Linked DNA regions of Mus musculus: region 1 is linked to region 2. The links are chromatin contacts, found by Hi-C or POLR2A ChIA-PET in ENCODE. All regions are on one chromosome and are shown on one strand. Each heading gives the region's core, a stretch centred on a gene start or an enhancer-like site at or near the end of the contact. The rest is flanking DNA. Distances are from core to core; before and after follow the strand shown. Region 1 overlaps Frmd4b (FERM domain containing 4B). Region 2 has its middle 24 kb from the start of Gm32191.

Region 1 (2,945 bases), core at 246-2,745, 45 kb after region 2:
AAATAAATAAATAAATAAATAAATAAATAAATAAATAAATCTTTTTAAAAAGTACTATACAAGCCATAAAAACCTAAGAAGAGGGGCTGGCTCAGTTGGTAGGATACTTGCCTTGTGTGCATAAAGCCTTGGGGTTGAGCCTCAGCCTCATATAAACAGGGCCCAGTCATGCACACTTGTAACCCCAGTTGAAGGCTGAAGAATCAAAAATTCAAGATTTCTTGCCTATATAGCAAGTTCAAGACCGGTCTGGGGGTATGTGAGAACCTGTCATAAAGTCATTAATGATTTTTCTTCTCATAAATAGCAAGCACATCTTCATGTATTATGGGTAACACACAGGGAAAAAAGGGTTTACCAGTAGGGAATAGGGACTGAAAACAGGAACTTCTAGTATCCCAGGATTGCTTTCAATACCCTTCCCTGTCGGTATAAAAATATTTCACATGCTCTCTTTAATTGTTTACCTCCCTCCCTCCCGAGGAATGATTTTTCTTTATCTGGTGATAGCTGTTTATCAGGCACGGGGCCAGAATATAATCTCATTCAGTTCTCACACCCTCCCCTTCAGCTAGTGGGATTACAGTTGTGCAAGATGAGGAAGACACCTTTAAAGAGATGAAAACTGTACCGAGGAACGCAAGGCAAATAAGCACTAGGGATATAGCTCAGTGGGAGAGTGCTTGCTAAGCCTGCTGGAGTCTCTGTGGTTGGAGACTCCGCATGGCAAAAATACTCACAGATATCTGTACAAACACACACAACTCCTTTTTTTTTTCGAATTTTCGAGACAGGGTTTCTCTGTATAGCCCTGGCTGTCCTGGAACTCACTCTGTAGACCAGGCTGGCCTCGAACTCAGAAATCTGCCTGCCTCTCACACACAACTCCATACACAGAACCAAGATCACAGAGACAATAGACATCAGGGCCAGGATGGAGGATGGCCCCTCAACTCTTGGGCTGCGTCATGGTGCTTCACTGATGGAAAACCACTTGGACCCCTGCCCAACCCCAAGAGTGACAAAAACTTAAAGCTAGAATAAATGAAGAATGCTTGCTAGTGCCCTGGTAGTAAGTCAAACATGGCCCCAACATCTAGAGGCAATAATTAACAGACATTATCTAAAAGGGCTAGCAGGCCTTTACCAACAGGCCTTAAACAACCCCTTTTAAAACCAGCCTTTTGGCACAAGTCTCTGATTCTTGGTCCGTCTCTCTCCTGGTTTGCTTTTCCATCAACAAGGTAGGCACACGGCCATTAATTTGTCAGCATGACCTCGATTCTTTCCTGGGCATTGGAGAACTTGCTGCCTGCCCAGATGCTGAAGCATGAGCCTTCTTTTGTGTGGGTGCTCACAACCCTTTAAACTATGCATCCTTTTAGCGTGTGCAAGCTGGCCGGGAAAGGGCCTTGCAGAACACACTCCTGTCCCCGGCTCAAATCAACAGGTTACAGAAAGCAAGATCCACCATCAGATTTCAACAAACGAAAGCAGGGTGCAAACCACAGCCTAGAGTGGACCCCTGGAATGACGGAGGAGAGGAGGGCAAGCAAGAGACACCACAAGGAGAGAGCTAACATCCTGTCAGAAGTGAGAAGCCAGTGTTGAAAACGGAAGAGGAAAGCTGCAGCCTGATAACAGGACGTGGCTGCTGGGCCTAGTCTAGACTCTGGACGGAAGAAGCCAGCCTGATTGTGATCGGCCTGAGGCAGTGGATACAGAGCTGTGAATGTGAGGGAAGGCTTTTGCGAATCAGGAGCACTATCGAGGAAATGAAGTTCAGCATTGCTGTGAGAATCTGACGCACCATTACGTGGGGGGAAAAAAATCTGATGGCTTGTTTTTGTTTCTTATGCACTGCAAACCCACATTTATTAAGGAGAGGGGAGAAAGAACTCTGAGAGTGGAAAGAAGGCTGAGATTCATTCTCTCTCTCTCTCTTTCTCTTTCCCTCTCTCTCTCCCCTCTCTCTCTCTTTCTCTTTCTCTCTCTCTCTTTAAAGAAACACTTCCAATGTTGTGAGAATTTTGGGACTTCTCAGGCCGTACTAGGTGATTATAGGTTGACTTGTGAGTTGGCCTAAGGTCTATTTTGCACACAAGTTGAGTAAAACCTAACAAGACTCTTGCGTGTTCTTTACTAAAAAGGTAAAAATTCAGGACAGACTAGTGGGCAGAAACATAGTACTATGGGTGAGCTATGCCTTAAGAAACCATGACTGGCAGTGGCTTGGCTAGGACTCTTTATTATTCCCAGTACCCCAAGCCCACTGCCCCACCCACAGTGGAAGCTGTAATGGCCTTCAAAAGACAATTGGTAGCTAGGTGTGTTGACTCGCACCCGTAATCTCGGAATTGGGTGGAGGGTGGCCGGGAGGATCGTGAGAGAGAATCTGTTACAAAGATTATGTGTTTCCATATAATGGAACTTGCGGAAGCTTAAAAGGTGGCAAGAGGGTTGGGGAAGCAGCGCTTGCCTGGCTTTTGCAAGGCCCCGGATCTGATCGGCAGCATTCCTTACTCCAGTGTTGTTCACAGGGCTGACAAGAGCCTGCCAGCCAGCTGATGACAAACACAGGAGGATGTGGTGGTTGGAGGCTGCCTTGTGGCTTTTGTTAACGCTTCTCTAACAAAGCAGCCCCAAAGCCCGACTAGTCTCACCCAGCAGAGCGGGATGAGCAGGGGAAGGGAGGCCATGCTCTGCCCAACGCAGCCTTTCCTATTATCCGTGTTAATGACACAACCGTGGAGTGGGGACAAGAAAGGTCCTTGGCTTCCATAACGTAAGGACGATTGTGAGCATTGCTCGATGGTAGAAGGAGTCTCAGAAGACACAGAGCAAGGTTAGTTTCCAGGGTTGCTTTAGGAAGAACGCAGCAGAAGACAGGTGGATGTGTAAGAGTTATTTTCAACCGTGATGCTGGGTTGTGATAAGGCAGGTGA
Region 2 (3,020 bases), core at 121-2,620:
CCTAGGTGCTAGGACTCTAACTCATGTCTTCTTGTGCTTGCTTGACAAATACTACACTCATGGAACTTCCTAAATCCCCACTTTAAGACAAGGCCTTGCACTGAAGTATTTAGTCTTTTGAATAGCAGGATTACAGGCATGTATCACTATATCTAGTAGGGTCCCTGAAACCTAAAAGCACACAGCCTAATGGAGGAAGAGACTGGTGAGGGATGGGACTCTGTTTCTCTCTCTCTCTCTTGTTTTTCTCTCTCTCTCTGTTTCTCTCTCCCTCCACCCCCCCCCTCTCTCTCTCTCTCACACACACACACACACACACACACACACACACACCACAGCAATCCTGAGGTTGACAGCTGTATAAAGCTGTATAAAGCTACAGCTAGTGCTGCTCAGGGAAGGGTTTATTTATTTGGGAGGGCCCTGAGAAACTTGCCCAGGTCGAAAGGATCTGAATTAGGAATTGAAGTGGTCTAATGTCTAATACTCCTCTATAATTAAAAAAACGAATGCCCCCCAAACCCTCCAAAGGTCACTAACGTGGAGGCGAATCTAGAGACATCTCTGTCTGCATCAGCGCGCAGCCACATTATTAGAAGAAATAACTGCTCACCACATACTCAATTTACTAAGCTCCAAGGAGCTGGAACTGGCTGATATTTCAGAGCCAGGTTGGCAACGTGATTACAGGTACTTTTAAAGCCCCCAGTCCACACATTCTCAATAATTTACATTGCACTGTAAATGGAAGTTGATCCTTGGAGGTGGGGTTGTTGTTGTGCCAAGGAAGTAATTTATGTTGCCCTGAGCTGGAGCTCTCAGTATAAGAAACAGCATTTGCAGGATGGGCAGGTACCACACTCTGTGCAGAGCATTTCCTGTGCCGAAGCAGCTATGGTAGTGAAGGCAGTAGAAACTCAACCCCTGCCTTGAAGCCTAAGACACTGAGCCACTTTCTGACGCCTCTTTCTATCTCGTTACTCTGTTAAAAGCCATCTACACTTGCTGATCTGTTGAAGAGCACAGAAATGAGAGTCTTAACTGTTGTGTTTTATAAAACATAATATAATGCGGCAGGGGCGAGAGGGACAGTCTCGTTGGGCCCGGAGGTGTTCCCCAGAGGAATCACCACCATGTGACGGGCCAAGTGCGAACGGGAAGGGGACCTGGGAAAGGAGGGGGACAAAGAAGGACAAAGAGGGAGGAGAGAGGAAGAGGATGGCCATGAACTTGTGGGGAAGAGAGAGATGGAGAGAGGGAAAAGGGGGAGAGAGAAGAGGGGCGAGAAAGGGAGGGGGAAGAGGGGGAAGGGAAGGGGGAAGGGGAGGGGGAGGGGAGAGTTTGGCTATTAGTACCAAGCAAGCAGCTGCGCAAGCTGTTGCTAGGTAGCTGTTGGGTGGAGCCTAGAGGAATTGCCAAAACTAACCAGGGAGATCCAGACCGTTTTGAAATTGCAGCTCTATTTACTAAACCATCAGGTTGCCTGGGTGACAGGGCGATAAAATAGAGGACACACTGGGGACATGGATGCACTCCATGTAGGTTCACCCTTTGCTTGTTTCAAATTCAAACCTAACTGGGTCTTTGTCTCTGTTTGTTAAACACATCACCAGTAAACTCTACCACATGGCCAGTAAAATGACAGCCTACGGTAGAAAGCTCTGAGCCCAAATCTCTGCCAACAAGTAATAGTATGAGGGTGGGGGGATGTAGCTCAGTGGTGGAATGCCTGCCCAATATGTGTAAAGCCCTGGGTTCTGTCCCCAGCACCAGTGAATCAAGCCCGGTGGCACACACCTCTAATCCCAGCACTCAGGAGGTAGAGGCAGGAAGATTACAAGTTTAGGGTCGTTCTCTGCTACACAAGTTGGAAGCCAGCTTTGGCCATGTAAGACTCTATGTCTCCTCCTCTTCCTCCCCTCCCCTCCTCTCCCCATTCCCCCCTCTTCTATCTCCTCCCCTTCCCTCCCCCTCCACTTCCTTCCTGTCTCTGTCTCTATGTCTTTCTTTCTCTGTCTCCCTGTCTGTTTCTGTCTCTCTGTGTCTCTGTCTCCTTCTCTCTCCCTTCACACACATGACTGCGCAGAGTTAGATCCATGCCCAGCTGGCATGTGTCTCTGTGCTGCAGCCCCAGCCCCAGCATGCACGAGGCCCTGTGATCACCCCAACGCTGTGGTCCTTCTTCATATGCCCTTTAAAAGGTGACTTGCACCAGGATGCTCCTGTGTGGGGGTGATTTCCTCTGTACTTGATTATGTGACCTTTGGTGTGTCTGAGCATTTATCCTGGGCTCTCATTCTTGTATCTAAAGCAAACAAAGATGTCACTGGGCCCTCTTGTTATATGTTGGCACAGTACCAGACAGGGACAAACCATTTGTTGTTTGAAGCAAAGGAAAAACCAGTCACATCAAGCCTGTCTTTACTTAAAAAATTTAAAAAAAACCAAAAAGCAGAATTTGTGTGTATGTATAAATTAATTTTGATTTTCTAAAAGACTGTGTTTAAAAAATCTTGCCAGTTTGGCTTGTTTGACTTTTTTTTCCCCCTGAGAAAGTACTTTACTTTTTATAAACCTCTACTGTGGTCTTCAGTGACTATTAAAAATGTAAGTCTTACATTATTGATGTTTAAATTTAATGCTGTTAAATGTTACTAACTCTCTTCCTTGCAGAGTCCCATTAGAAACAATAACAAGACGTGGCTTACTTTGTCCCAAGAACTGAGGCACACGTTATTAAGAGTTAGATGTTATTGAATCCCTACATTTCTCCATGCTTCTAACCCCCCAAACAACTCCCCCAAGAGCACAGCGAGTAATCAGAAGTGTTGGGGGTTAGAAATTAGAAACTGGGCTTTCGTTAGGTTTGTTTCCTTCTCCCTGTAACCTACAGCACCTTGTTCATACAATATTGAGAATCCCGAATCCAGGGCAGCTAGGAGTGCCTGCCTGCAGTAAACCGGGACGGCCCCTAGGTGTCCTTCTTAACCAATATTGTACGCTCTGAAAGTCCAGACCCA

What was found. Hi-C counts contacts between places; a loop is a spot of excess contacts on that map. ChIA-PET counts read pairs that join two places held with the same protein, here RNA polymerase II (POLR2A).
Region 1: a loop to region 2 is called in a map of T-helper 17 cell, with 1.8 times the contacts of the local background. The contact joins two enhancer-like sites. A Hi-C loop is called at or near these places in 7 of 37 maps with a recorded cell type or tissue (T-helper 17 cell, gastrocnemius and heart). POLR2A ChIA-PET finds 5 or more read pairs at or near these places in 3 of 5 experiments (Patski and embryonic stem cell).

The regions. Positions count from the first base shown.
Region 1 is chr6:97,319,730-97,322,674 of GRCm38, forward strand. The region is part of intron 11 of Frmd4b (FERM domain containing 4B); the gene reads right to left. Among named protein-coding and RNA genes, the nearest start is that of Gm32191, 68 kb to the left of the region's middle. Within about 2 kb of position 1,496, at least 1 of the 3 ENCODE cell types and tissues checked has a DNase peak (open chromatin) inside an H3K27ac peak, as active enhancers do; it is heart, where a contact is called at or near this core.
Region 2 is chr6:97,275,126-97,278,145 of GRCm38, forward strand. No RefSeq gene overlaps it. Among named protein-coding and RNA genes, the nearest start is that of Gm32191, 24 kb to the left of the region's middle. Within about 2 kb of position 1,371, at least 1 of the 3 ENCODE cell types and tissues checked has a DNase peak (open chromatin) inside an H3K27ac peak, as active enhancers do; it is heart, where a contact is called at or near this core.